Regions from separate parts of the Homo sapiens genome. Here regions 1 and 3 are each linked to region 2. A link is a contact called in ENCODE Hi-C or POLR2A ChIA-PET data. All regions are on one chromosome and are shown on one strand. Each heading gives the region's core, a stretch centred on a gene start or an enhancer-like site at or near the end of the contact. The rest is flanking DNA. Distances are from core to core; before and after follow the strand shown.

The links. Hi-C counts contacts between places; a loop is a spot of excess contacts on that map. ChIA-PET counts read pairs that join two places held with the same protein, here RNA polymerase II (POLR2A). Pooled maps may share reads with other maps.
Region 1: a loop to region 2 is called in a pooled map, with 3 times the contacts of the local background. The contact joins the promoter of ARL11 here to the enhancer-like site in region 2. A Hi-C loop is called at or near these places in 11 of 168 maps with a recorded cell type or tissue (GM11168, GM12878, GM13976 and 8 more) and 6 of 50 pooled maps. POLR2A ChIA-PET finds 5 or more read pairs at or near these places in 4 of 52 experiments (H1, OCI-LY7, WTC11 and 1 more).
Region 3: a map of OCI-LY7 shows a loop between it and region 2 (14-fold over the local background). The contact joins two enhancer-like sites. A Hi-C loop is called at or near these places in 125 of 168 maps with a recorded cell type or tissue (A673, B cell, CD14-positive monocyte and 74 more), 37 of 37 single-sample maps with no recorded cell type and 50 of 50 pooled maps. POLR2A ChIA-PET finds 5 or more read pairs at or near these places in 9 of 52 experiments (B cell, HepG2, MCF 10A and 6 more).

Annotation. Positions count from the first base shown.
Region 1 is chr13:49,626,084-49,630,746 of GRCh38, forward strand. It overlaps ARL11 (ARF like GTPase 11), which reads left to right and starts at 2,424. Exons shown (of 2, transcript NM_138450.6): 1 at 2,424-2,532; 2 at 4,347-4,663. The coding sequence starts at 4,365. RefSeq lists an enhancer at 2,676-2,725.
Region 2 is chr13:49,298,808-49,303,538 of GRCh38, forward strand. No RefSeq gene overlaps it. Among named protein-coding and RNA genes, the nearest start is that of CDADC1, 53 kb to the left of the region's middle. RefSeq lists a silencer at 2,326-2,620. Within about 2 kb of position 2,569, at least 13 of the 41 ENCODE cell types and tissues checked have a DNase peak (open chromatin) inside an H3K27ac peak, as active enhancers do; they include CD14-positive monocyte, OCI-LY7, gastrocnemius medialis and 1 more, where a contact is called at or near this core.
Region 3 is chr13:49,605,053-49,609,644 of GRCh38, forward strand. No RefSeq gene overlaps it. Among named protein-coding and RNA genes, the nearest start is that of ARL11, 21 kb to the right of the region's middle. RefSeq lists an enhancer at 1,834-2,053. Within about 2 kb of position 2,144, at least 4 of the 41 ENCODE cell types and tissues checked have a DNase peak (open chromatin) inside an H3K27ac peak, as active enhancers do; they include CD14-positive monocyte, OCI-LY7 and thyroid gland, where a contact is called at or near this core.

The sequences.
Region 1 (4,663 bases), core at 1,174-3,673, 330 kb after region 2:
GAGCAGCATCAATACCCTCACACAGTGGTGCACATAACACACTTTGAGTTTCTGACTTTTCCTAATCAGTTCTTCCTGCTAAAATACAGTAGCTTAACAAAAACAATGACAACAACAATCTGGTGTTTGCCATTTACAAGGCACTTTCTGTGTGAGTAGCATGACATGGTAAAAGAGAAAGAGATGAATTATAAAACGCAGCAAGATCATGAGTCAATGATTCACCCTGTCCCAGCCTGCTTCTTTTTTTTTTTTTTTGAGACAGAGTCTTGCTCTGTCACCAGGCTGGAGTGCAGTGGCGCGATCTCAGCTCACTGCAACCTCCGCCTTCCGGGTTCAAGCGATTCTCCTGCCTCAGCCACCCGAGTAGCTGGGACTACAAGTGTGCGCCACCATGCCCAGCTAATTTTTGTATTTTTAGTAGAGATGGGGTTTCACCATGTTGGCCAGGATGGTCTCGATTTCTTGACCTTGTGATCTGCCCGCCTCGGCCTTCCAACCGAGCCTGCTTCTTTTCTTGTAAAATGGAAGAGTCATAACATCCAACTTGAGTCTTGATATTTTAATGAAATAATGCATGGGAAAGCAGAAAACAGCACAAAGATTACTGGTTATAAGAGCTAAATCACTGTGACTCCATATCCAAATTCAATACCTACTGAATCAGTGGTTTCTGACTAGTCAATTTTTTTTCTTTTTTTCTTTTTTTTTTTGAGACAGAGTCTCGGCTGGGTGCAGTGGCTCACACCTGTAATCCCAGCTCTTTGGGAGGCCGAGGCGGGCAGATCACTCGAGATTAGAAGCTGGAGACCAGCCTGGCCAACATGGCAAAACCCTGTCTCTACTGAAAATAAAAAAATTATCCAGGCATGGTAGCACGTGCCTGTAATCCCAGGTACTCGGGAGGCTGAGGTGGGAGAATTGCTTGAACCTAGGAGGCGGAGGTTGCAGTGAGCCGAGATTGTGCCATTGCACTCCAGCCTGGGCGCCAGAGCGAGACTCCATCTCAATTAAAAAAAAAAAATAGGAGAGAGACAGAGTCTCACTCTGTCTTCTAGGCTGGAGTGCAGTGCTGTGATCTCAGCTCACTGCAGCCTCCACCTCCTGGGCTCATGCAGTTCTTGGGCCTCAATCTCCCAAGTACCTGGAACTACAGGCACACATCACCATGCCTGGTTAATTTATTATTTTTTGTAGAGACGTGGTTTCACCATATTGGCCAGGCTGGTCTTGAACTCCTGAGCTTGAGCGATCCTCCTGCCTTGGCCTCCCAAAGTGCTGGGATTACAGGCATGAGCCCCCATGCCCGGCGACTAGCCAATTTTTTAAAAATTACATTTTCTAGAGGTGTCATTTTTACTGGGAAAAACACAGTGACACCATTCAAGAAAAAATTGAACGGTAACTTTAATCACTACATTAACACAATTTTAAAGGTTGATCTGCATCATACATACCTTTTAAAGAATGTTTTCATCATATGTAGACAGCTTTTTTTGTTTTTTGTTTTTGTTTTTGTTTTGAGGCAGAGTCTCGCTCTGTCACCAAGGCTGGAGTGCAGTGGTGTGATCTGGGCTCACTGCAACCTCCGCCTCCCGGGTTCATGCCATTCTCCTGCCTCAGCCTCCCAAATAGCTGGGCCTACAGGTAGGTGCCACCACGCCCAGCTAATTTTTGTATTTTTAGTAGAGACGGGGTTTCACCATGTTAGCCAGGCTGGTCTCGAACTCCTGACCTCGTGATCCACCCACCTCAGCCCCCCAAAATGTTGGGATTACAGGCCTGAGCCACCACGCCTGGCCATAGGCAGCTTTTAAAAGAACACATGTGCAGCCTGGCCATCATGGTGAAACCTGTCTTTATGAAAAATACAAAAATCAGCTGGGCATGGTGGCACCTGCCTATAATCCCACTTGCTTAGGAGGTTGAGGAGGGAGGATCGCTTGAGCCCTGGAGGCGGAGGCTGCTGTCCAGCCTGGGCGACAGAGCAAGACTCGGTCTCAAATAGAAAACAAAACAAAACAACAACAACAACAACAACAAACCATGTGTGATTCCAAGCAAATCAGAGAATCTCTAGCCACCAGAAAAACCTTGAGGCATGTACTGAAAGGAAGAGGTCAGAATTCTCTGCGAGGAGCTCAGAGGATCCTGAGGGAAGAGAGAAGGCGGCTGCGCTTGGACACAGCTCCGAGCTCGTGCTCCCTCCTTCAGGCACCCAAGTCTGAGTTGCTAAAAAATGGAGCTGTCACTGGGCCTTGCTCTGCCAGGACCTGCAGAGCCGGGGACCTCTCTGTGGCAAGCCCAGCAAGATGACTGCTCTGAGGCGCCCTAGGGCTGAGGGAGGGGCCGTGACACCAGCCCCGCCCCCCAGCCACCTGGGAAAAGGAAGCACAAAAAGGAGAAGCAGCAACGGCTGCTCTGCTTCCTTCCCATCTCGCTCTTGGGTCATGCCTGGCCAGCAGAAAGCAGCTCCATAGGGGAGGAGAGCCACGCAGGATCTCACAGCTGCAGTCTAATAGTAACACAGAGGTAATTTTAACTTTTTACTTTTCTACCCTTGGGAGTAGGGATGAGTAGAGGCTTACCTCCTTCCAGAGGCAGCTCATATCCCCCCACCCCCATTCCCGGAAGTTGAGATGTCTCTTCTCTGTTCCACGCAGGCATCGTCTAAGTTGGGAACAGGTCTTATGTCTTAAAATTTGGGATTCTTTAAAAACATATGTGGCTGGGCACAGTGGCTCACGCCTGTAATCCCAGCACTTTGGGAGGCCGGGCAGGTGGATAATTTGAGGTCAGGAGTTCAATACCAGCCAGGCCAACATGGTGAAACCTCGTCTCTAATATAAATACAAAAAGTAGCTGGGTGGTAGTAGTAGCTGTAATCCCAGGTACTCGGGAGGCTGAGGCAGGAGAATCCCTTGAACCTAGGAGGCGGAGGTTGCAGGGAGGCAGAGGTTGTGATGAGCCAAGATTGCACCACTGCACTCCAGTCTGGGTGACACAGTGAGACCCTGTCTCAAAACAACAACAAAAATGTGTGATGGCACATGCCCATAGTCCCAGCTACTGGGGAGGCTGAGGTGGGAGGATGGCTTGAGCCTGGGAAGTCGAGGCTGCAGTGAGCTGTGATCATGCCACTGCAGTCCAGCCTGGGCGACAGAGTGAGACCCTGTCTCAAAACAAAACAAAACAAAACAAAACAAAAAAACCCAAAAACAAACAAAAAAGCACATGTGGAGTGTTGTAGAAGTCATTGACCTTGGTAAGACAGTGGAGGAAACTGCTTTGCTCTGACTCATAAATTTGCCCCCAGTAAACAGTATTTATAAATAGCCCCAGTCAGGCACTGCATGAAGACATTTCAGTCAACGACAGACCACATATACAACGGTGGTCCCATAAGATTATAACAGAGCTGAAAAATTCCTATTTTTCAGCTTAGTGTTGTGGTGCAACCACTACCTTTTCTATGTTTAGATACACGAATACTTAGCACTGTGTTACAATAGCCTACAGTACCCATTACAGGAATGCTGTACCGGTGTGTAGCCCAGGAGCAATGGGCCATACCATATAGCCTAGGTGTGGAGTAGACTAGACCATCCACGTTTGTGTAATTACAATCTATGATTTTGTAAAATGATGAAATTGCCTAATGAAGCATTTCTCAGAATGTGTCCCCGTCATTAAGTGACACCTCACTGTGTTTCCAAGACATAGTACTGGTCCTTGGGAAGCTCTAAAGAGAGGTCACCGTGAGCTGAACCATCCTTCTCACTCTGTGCATGGAACCCAGCTTAGCTTCCATTTCAGCATTTAGGCTTATAGGAGGAGAAGAGGTTAGAAGCCACAGACCAGCAAGAATTGAAGACATCGTTCTGTAATTTCTACTGAACCAGCTCTGTCTGACTGGAACTTCATTTTGCCTCTTTGCTTTAACTCCTCAGGAATGTCTTCCAGGAGGCCCCTGATCTTCTCTGCTCAGGGACCACTCTTATCTGACCCAGAGACAGGTTAGCTGATGGTGACTCACACATCCTCACTTCCTTCAAAGCCCAGGCATCTGTTTAAAATCTGACCCTGTGAAGACTTTTCCTGTTTTGGAAAAACTCTTCCGTTGTTTGCCTGCACAGATTTGTGCTCCATTTTTAATTTCAATTTTTGTAGAGAAGGCGGGTCCTTGCTTTGTTGCCTCGGCTTGTTTGAAACTCCTGGGCTCAAGTGATCCTCCTGCCTTGGCCTCCCACAGTGCTGGGATTACAGGTGTGAGCCACTGCACCAGGATGGATTTGTCTTCCTTCAGAAGACAGTAGCTGATGTGTGCCCTGGCCTTTCTCCCCTAGGATTCAGCAGTGGCCACCATGGGTTCTGTGAATTCCAGAGGTCACAAGGCGGAAGCCCAGGTGGTGATGATGGGCCTGGACTCGGCGGGCAAGACCACGCTCCTTTACAAGCTGAAGGGCCACCAGCTGGTGGAGACCCTGCCCACTGTTGGTTTCAACGTGGAGCCTCTGAAAGCTCCTGGGCACGTGTCACTGACTCTCTGGGACGTTGGGGGGCAGGCCCCGCTCAGAGCCAGCTGGAAGGACTATCTGGAAGGCACAGATATCCTCGTGTACGTGCTGGACAGCACAGATGAAGCCCGCTTACCCGAGTCGGC
Region 2 (4,731 bases), core at 1,319-3,818:
GGATTACACTGTTTTGCTGTTGTGACTTTGCTTGTTTAATCATAGCTAAGACTTTTCTGAAGTCAAATACTTTTTCCATTATCACAGTGAGGCGTTGGCAAAAAAGTGGGGGCTTGCTGGTTACACTTGCTGAAAATAAATCTTGCGTTTATTTGGACTCTCAAGATTGGAGCTCTGAATTCACATAGTCCAGTGTTTATGCACAGAGCACCACTGGCATTGCCATTGATTACGACTGGCATGACCACTGCCAGAGGTTTAGCAGCCCTGGCACACATCCACCAAATGCCATTTCAATCACTCAGAAATTTCTACAACAACAGAAGGCCCCCCACATGTTGGGATAGTGGGCTGCCCTTGCTTGAGCACAGCTGATCGATCCAACCACTGGTCAGCGGTTGCATCTCCTCTTCAACACTCCCCTAAAGGGACAGATCAGCCGGGCTCTGCTCCAGCATCCCCAGCGATGAAGAAGTCACCACCTCCTGAAGCCACATTGGCCTGTCCTCATTATTAACATGTTATTTTTATGGAGTAAACTCCTCCCCCATCACCCCCTCAGACCTTGTCTATAACACAGGCCTCTTTGTGTCTCCTCCCCTACAGGAATGCCCTGGAGTACTTGAAAGTAGCCATTGTGTTCCTGCTGTCCTGTGACAGCCTCCCACCTCTCCTGGAAACTTACTGTGTCATTGTAGCTAGGTTTGCATTTTACAGTGAAGCATTTTTTACTTCACCTCATTAAATGTTCACACTGTGAAGCAGGGATTAGCATTTCCACTGTACGGATAATGAAATGGAGTCTCAGGTTAAACGACTTACCCAAGGCTACACTGCTAACGATTGGCAGAGCCAGAACATGAATCTGCTCCAAATTCAATGCCTTTCATAATTTTCCCAATATGCACTTCATTTTTTTTTCTTTTCTTTTTGAGACAGAATGTCACTCCTATTGCCCAGGCTGGAGTGCAGTGGTGTGATCCCGACTCACTGTAGCCTCGACTTCTTGGGCTCAGGTGATCCTCTCAACTCAGCCTCCCGAGTAGCTGGGACTATAGGGGCACACCACCACACCTTGCTAATTTTTGTATTTTTTGTAGAGATGGAGTTTTGCCATGTTGCCCAGGTTGGTCTCAAACTCCTGAACTCAAGCAGTGTGCCCACCTCGGCCTCCCAGAGTGCTGGAATTACAGGCGTGAGCCACCGCGCCCGGCACAATATGCAATTCGTTTTGTCCAGCCTCTCCCTCTGATGTCTTCATTCTTCCCATTACAACTCCGCATGTCTCCTGTGGTGGAAGGCATCAGTGGCCCCAATTTTTCACCCTTCCCTTTCACATGTTTTGCCAGTTCCATCAGCAGGTGGAACTTGTTGGGGGACTTTGTTTTCAATAGAATAAGATGGAAATGTCCTCGTGTGAGTTTCGACATTAGGCTCAAGAAGCCTGTGTGTTTCCACTTTGCGTTTCTGCCATCACCAAACATCCGGAGCAGAGCCACCCCAGCTAGCCCAGCCGAGATTAGGTGACTCCCAGCCACCCCACAGACTTAGGAAGAAAACATTGGTTTTATTTAAGTTATTGCGTTTCAGGGGGCTGGTTATGCTGCAGTTGCTAAGCAATACATTTCTCCAACTTTCAAAAAGCTTCCCTTTCCCCACGGGGTTCCTTTCCCTTCATTACTTGGAAGCCTGTGCTAGCTTTCTCAACATCCTCCTCCTGTTTATTCCACAAACCACTGCTGCCTTTCTGCTCCCCCTCCCCATGGGAAGGTGCTCCCCAACTCCTAGTGGCCTAACCCTGCTTGGGCCCTGGGCCTTCAGTGTGCAGCATCAACTCGTCCTGAACCTCTCCTTTTTTGGCTTCATAACGCTTACCTCTTGTCGGCCTCGACCTGTTCTTGTGTTTCTTATCTCTCTCCTCTCCTCCCATGGCTCTTCCTGGGCCCTCTCACCTCTTTGCTTCCTCTCCAGGGCCCCCATCCTTTCCCAGGACCTCGAGGACCACCAAAGTGCTGACGACTGTTCCCAGCCTGCGTCTCTTCCCAGGTGCAGCTGTGTGTGCACGCCCCTAGACCGCTCCCCCGGGGGCCTGATTCACAGCAATGATCACCAGCACGTGAGGAAAGACTGGCGTAGGGGAGAGTGGCCAGGGTTCCCGCCAGAGAGGTGTTGCAGGAGTCCAGGCGAGAAGCGATGCGGCCCAACAGGGCATTAGGGTCACCAGAACCCCCTGTCTGGGCACCCATGCTTCTACCTGCAGAGCTGGAGTTTTGTTTGCAGACCTTAGTGTGGGACTTCACATTTATCCTTATTAAATCTAGGCATGGTCAGATTGCACCCAACACTGCAGCTTGTCCTACCGCTTGCTAATTTTGTTTCAGACACTAATTAGGCGTCGCTCTCAGAGACCAGGGTCACTCAGGCATTTGATCAATGTGTTACTTGTGTCCCATCCAAGTCATCGATAATGTTGAATAGAAAGGGCCCAGCAGGAACACAGTAAAGACTGTTACTTGTTTTAGCCACTAGAGGGCTGCATGTCCCAGAAATTGATGCAGGTGCTGCTTAGAAGTGAAACTAGGAAATGTGAGCACTGTTGGGTTCTATGGGGTTTGGAGTTTCCAGGGCGGGGGCGCAGAGGAGAGTGTAGCACACTGGGGAGCAGCAGATGGTTGTAGCATTCGTGGGCAAGGAGAGGGAGGAGTAGGGGGTTGGCAGAGACCACGAAGGGCCTTAGGAACACTTCTGGGGAGCAATAGGGAGCCATAGAAGGACTTTAAGCAGAGGCCACACGATCATATTTGCTTTTTTTTTTTTTTTTGAGACAGGGTCTCTCTCTGTCACCCAGGCTGCAGAGCAGTGACATGATCACGGCTTACTGCAGCCTTCACCTTTTGGACTCAAGTGATCCTCCTGCCTCAGATTCCTGAGTAGCTGGGATTACCGGTGTGCACCAACACACCTGGCTAATTTTTTATTTTTATTTTTGTAGAGACAGTTTCCAGGCTGGTTTCAAACTCCCGGGCTCAAGCGATCCTCCCACCTCAGCCTCCCAAAATGCTGGGATTACAGGCACTAGTCACTGCGCCCAGCCCCTATTTGCATCTTAAAGCAGTCACTCCAGCATCCGTGTGGAATGGAGGGAGGAAGAAGGGAATTGGATGGCTGCTGGTTGGTTCAGAATGAGAAATGATAAAGGTCTAAGGTGACATCTGAAGGGAATAAAGGAGGGGACAGAGGAATGTAAGTGAACTGAGCAGAATGAGGGCAGAGTGGCAGGGGACAGAATGGCAGGAGCCACCCAACAGGAGGGGAGGGGGAGGGAATGGGAGGGAAGGGAGGGTCACCTGGAAGATGTGAGGGGGCCAGGGAGTGAGGAGAGAAAGAGGAAAGTGAAATTGTGCTTTGTAAAGAATGAGTCGTACATTCACTCACGATAGAGCATTTATTATGTCGCAGACACTGGGCTAGACCCTGGGGATACATTCATGAGGGAAACAGACACTGCCCCTGCCCTGGAGTTTTGCACCCTAGTGGAGAGACAGCAGGTATTTGGGGCGGGAGGCTCCTGTGCTGGGCCTGGGAAGCCCAGAAGTGGGTATTTAAGCTGAGAGAGCAAGGATGAGAAGCAGCAGCCGGTGAAGAAAGCTGGGAAGACTATTCCCAGCAGAAGGAACGGTATCAGGGAAGGCCCTTTGGGAGGGATGGAAAAGCAGCCAGGCTTGCTGGACTTGTTGCAGGAGGAAGGCTCGGCCTGATCCTGTGTGCTTTAAGGACAGTGGTCAGGGCTTTGGGTTTGATTCTGTGCATCAAGGGAAGCCACTAGAGGGTTTGGGGGCAGGAGAGAACCATGACCAGATGCGACCTATGAAAAGATCACTTTGGATGCTTGCAGAGATGGGGTGCAGTCCAGGTGGGAGCCATGCAGATGCAGAGAGCTGCTCAGATGGGACACAAGTCTCAGAAGCAGAAATGCTGATGAATTGGCTGCAGGTGAGAGGCAGAGAGAACTCATGTGCCTTCCTGGGTTTCTGGCATGAACAACTGGGGGAATTTCAGGGGCATCAGCAGAGCTGGGGAAGCCAGGTGCAGGGAGTGACAGGAAGTCACATGCCATATTTTGAACTGTACCTTGGAGAGAGGGAGCCTGAGAGGCATCCAGCCAGCAGGTGAGTGCATGCATGAGCTTGGAGATTGCCGAAGTCGGCCCGGAGCCACAGAGGTGGGAGCCACGGTGGGGCACGCACAGACCACAGACCTGAAGCCTTGCAGGAAGACAGGGAGATGGAGAGGAGATGCGCAGGAGACTGAGTCCAGGCACAACGGTGCTCAGTGCTCGGCTCTGAGGTGGAGGAGGCTGAGCTGAGAGAGCACAGGAGGGTGAGGTTGCCTGGGCGACAGGAGAGGAGAGGGCCTGGAGAAGAGGCCACCAGCTCTGTCACCTGCTGCTGAGGGGTCAGATGAGCACAGGAAATCGCTACTGGATCTGGTGGCTCTGAGGCCCTGGATAGCCCTGGGAAGAGCATCTTCCAGGGAGGTGGGGAAGCCAGAGATGGGTGGGTTGTGAGGTACATCACAGGTGAGGAGGTGTAGCCCATTCGTGGAGAAATTGGAGAAGTTTTGCCCTGAAGGAGGGCAGAGAGACAGAAAAGGGGCTGGAGGGGCAGCTGAGGGATAAATGGTGCTTTTTTGACGGGTGACGCACATCTTGTGCAGGAACTACCTGAAAAC
Region 3 (4,592 bases), core at 894-3,393, 310 kb after region 2:
CCACTGATCAGGACTCAGTTGCATGGCCACAGCTAACTTAAGTGAAGATGGAAAATGTGGTTTAACTGTTTGCTCAGGAAGAAAAAGAAACAGTTTAGTAAACAGTTGGCCAGTCTCTGCCATACATACGTTTTTCCCATTTAATCCTAACAACCCTATAAGATATGTGCAGTAACTTATCCCACTTTATGGATGAGGAAATTGAAATCTTTTTTACGTGTACAAATTTATGGGGTACATGTGAAATTTAGTTACATGTATATAATGTGGACTAATCAAGTCTCGTTTTTTTTGTTTTGCATTTTTTTTTGTTTGTTTTTTCTTTTTTTTGAGACAGGGTCTTGCTCATGGCTCATTGCAGCCTTGACCTCCCAGGCTTCAGCAATCCTCCTATCTCAGCTTCCCTGGTAGCTAGGACTATAAGTGCATGCCACTGTGCCTGGCTAATTTTTTTATTTTTTGTAAAGACGGAGTTTCACCATGTTGCATAGGCTGGTCTCTAACTCCTAAACTCAAACCATCTGCCCACCTGGGTCTCCCAAAGTGCTGAGATTACAGGTGTGAGCCACCATGCCTGGAAAGAAACTGAAATTTTGATAGGCTGAGTACCATACCTAATACCTCACAGTTAATAAATGGCAGAACTCAAACTCAAACCTAGGCAGTCCAACTCCAGAAACCATATTCTTTAAAAAGCTACTGTAACATGACTGATATTCCTTTTACTGAAGAAGAATATTTAAGCCTTTTTTAATTGTAAGAGGGGTATGATAATTATGGAACTTTAAGTAAATACAAACCCATCATTTTGGAGAAGATGATACTGAGATTTAGAGGCGGAATGTTCTACTGAAGGTTAAATCATTGCTGCCTATGTACCATACGATGTAAAGTAACATTTTTTTAAAGAGAATGCAATCTTGGCCGAGCGCAGTGGGCCTGTAATCCCAGCACTTTGAGAGGCCGAGGTGGGCGGACCACTTGAGGTCAGGAGTTCAAGACCAGCCTGGCCAATATGGTGAAACCCCGTCTCTACTAAAAATACAAAAATTAGGCCAGGCACGGTGGCTCACACCTGTAATCCCAGCACTTTGGAAGGTCAAGGCGGGTGGATCACCTGAGGTCAGGAGTTCAAGACCAGCCTGGCCAACATGGAGAAACCCCGTCTCTACTAAAAATACAAAAAAAAAATTAGCCAGGTGTGGTGGCACATGCCTGTAATCCCGGCTACTTGGGAGGCTGAGGCAGGAGAATCACTTGAACCTGGGAGGCGGAGGTTGCAGTGAGCCAAGATCATGCCATTGCACTCCAGCCTGGGCAACAAGAGTGAAACTCCGTCTCAAAAAAAAAAATTAGCCAGGCATGGTGGTGGGCGCCTGTAATCCCAGCTATTCGGGAGGCTGAGACAGGAAAATCACTTGAAACCAGGAGGTAGAGGCTTCAGTGAGCCAAGATCACACCACTGCACTCCAGCCTGGGGGACAGAGCAAGACTCTGTCTCAAAAATAAAAATAAAAATAAAAAAAAGAAAATACAATCTTCACAACTTAATAACTTATGTTATTCTTTCTAAAAATTAATTTCCTAAACCATGTAGTTTAATGTGATTTAATGTAGTTAAATACTAGCATTAAAACTTGTTTCTTGAAGGGCGCAGTGGCTCACACCTGTAATCCCAGCATTTTGGGAGGCTGAGGAGGGCAGATCGCCTGAAGTCAGGAGTTCGAGACCAGCCTGGCTAACATGGCGAAAACCCATCTTTAGTTAAAATACAAAAATTAGCTGGGTTTGGTGGTGCATGCCTGTAATCCCAGCTGCTCGGGAGGCTGAGGCACAAGAATTGCTTGAGCCCGGGAGATGGAGGTTGTAGTGAGCCGATATCGCACCACTGCACTCCAGCCTGGGCTACAGAGACTCTGTCAAAAAAAAAAGAAAAGAAAAGAAAAGCAGAAACTTGTTTCTTGATGAAGTTTGTTTTCCTGGGATCACACACAGATCTCCCACGGTGGTCCTTCTTGTTCTTTCTCCTTCTGCAAAGACCCTGGAAACCGCTTGTTGAAGATGGCGGGGCCACAGAATGAAAGGAGCCTTGGTCCCTGAGTCACGGCTTGGAGGAAAGCTTTATGGCGTTTAGGAACACTATTGTTTGTTGGTCCTGAAGAGGAAGTACTTCACAGAGCAAGCCTGCCACCATGTGGCGCGGGCCCAAACCTAGCATCAGTTAAAGGTTCATTCTCATTTACTTGGTTGCCTCTGGTTCACTTACTAACCAATCTAGATTTAATGCTGTCTAATAAGAAATTAATACCCAGGTGTATTCTATAGGTTTAAGTAGTTTTTAATTTCAAGATACATTTCTTCAATTCTGAAATTATTGCAATATTTCCAAACTGGCTACAGGAGTGACCACAACATTTATAATATGATCCAGGCACATTCACAAGAGGACTACTTCAGTGCATCACAAACATGGAAACAAACTCAGCAATTTGTAGGATTTATCTCAGTTCACTCAAAAGTTGGTCAATGAGCCAGATTAGAAGGCAGAATTCCGGCCAGGTGTGGTGGGTCATGCCTGTAATCACAGTGCTTTGGGAAGCTGAGGTGGGAGGATTGCTTGAGCCCAGGAATTTGAGACCAGCCTGGGCAACAGGGTGAGACCTTGTCGCTATAAAAAATAAAAAAATAAGAGGCAGAATTCCTTGGAATGGAAACAGGTAGTGTGAAGGACTGCCAAAAATGGATGAAAAACCCTCATGGAAGGAGAGTCAGAACTTAACAGTTTCCTAGAGTTTTAACACCGTATAAGCTCACTATGTTCTAGCATGCCAGGCTGACGTTTCCCAGAACTCTCTCTACATTTATCAAGACAGGAATGACATCGGAAGTTGTTTGCAAGACTATAGGTCTAGCAGGTGGCTAAGAGGAAGTCTGGTATTGCTGCTGCGTCTATTTTTATGTATTTATTCATTTATTTTTTAAGACGAAGTCTCACTCTGTTGCCCAGCCAGGAGTGCAGTGGTGCAATCTCAGCTCACTGCAACCTCCACCTCCTGGGTTCAAGCAATTCTCCCACCTCAGCCTCCTGACCACCTCCCAGGTTCAAGCAATTCTCCTGCCTCACCCTCCCGAGTAGCTGAGATTACAGGTGCGTGCCACCACACCTGGCTAATTTTGTATTTTTAATAGAGGGGTTTTACCATGTTGGCCAGGTTGGTGTCGAACTCTTGGCCTCAAGAGATCTGCCCACCTCAGCCTCCCAAAGAGCTGGGATTACAGGCATAAGCCACTGTGCCTGGCCTTGGTATAGCTGCTGCTTCTAACACTTGCTTCTAATGATTGGTGGGTGGAGGCAGCAGTACTCACATTCTGATACAGTTATTAAATGTTCCTTTTTTTCTTTGGTCCTATTACTACTTCTTTCTTTTTCTACCACTGCAAACTCTGAAATATCTATTACACATAAAATGTCAACTATAACTCACCTGATTTCACTGTAGAAAGCAATTAAAAGGGAAAAATTGTATTTACTTGAGGGTGAAAAAAAAAACCCACATCATCCTTTTCTTTATGTTCCTTTTTTACACTGATATATAAACTTGTTATTTCCACCTAACTAAATTGATTCATTTAATCCAGTGACTGTGGTTAAATTGAAAAAAGGTTTGAAAAGAGGGGGTGTCTATGGAAACCCAAACTTCTTCACACTCCAGCTTTTTCACTACCTTCTCACCTCCCCAGCTTCCACATTTTCGCAAGCATGGGTATATATGTCCCAAGGCTGTGGTTCCCAGGGGCCAAAAGTATATGAATAAGCCTATATTATGTAAACCTTTCATCTTTTAGGACATGCTGTGCCTTCCATTTAGAGCATTTATCATCTCCATTCTGATCACCATGTAACCAGATATGATGGGCCCAGTGATAGCTTCCCTAGAAGCCTCATCACTCCTTGTTCTAGAAAGGTCAGGTGCAGATGGCCTGACTCAGCCCAGCTCTAGAGACTGGGACACATCTCTGGTTCTTGTTCATTCTTCTCTTTGGCCTATGTGTTACAAATCAGCCTTCCTTATCATTGAAGTAGTATGTATGGGCTTAGGAAAGAGATCACTTCCTTTTTCTTAAAGAGCTCACCATATGGTCTAATCTAAACTAGCTCAGCAGGATTCTATAGTGGGATCTGAGGTTTTAGTGAAATTAAATGTGCTATTTAGATGAATATTGTCTAGATTCCCTATTTAAAGGAAAAATGGTTCCTTTCCATATAAAATAAATGTATTGTTTCTGTAAGAAATTTCTTACATTCTTTTCTCTAATCATCTCTTTGCAATATGTGATGGATATTGCTTTTTTTTTTTTAAGAGGCAAGGTCTTGCTCGCATGATCATAGCTCATGGTGGCCTCTACCTCCTGGGTTCAAGTGATCCTCCCACCTCAGCCTAGCTGAGACTACAGCCTACCTGGGACTACAGGTGTGTGCCACCATGCCTGACTAAAAAAAAAATTGTTTTTGTAGAGACAGGATCTCACTATGTTGCCCAGGCTGGTCTCAAACTCCTGGCTTCAAGCAATTCTCCTGTCTTGGCTTCCCA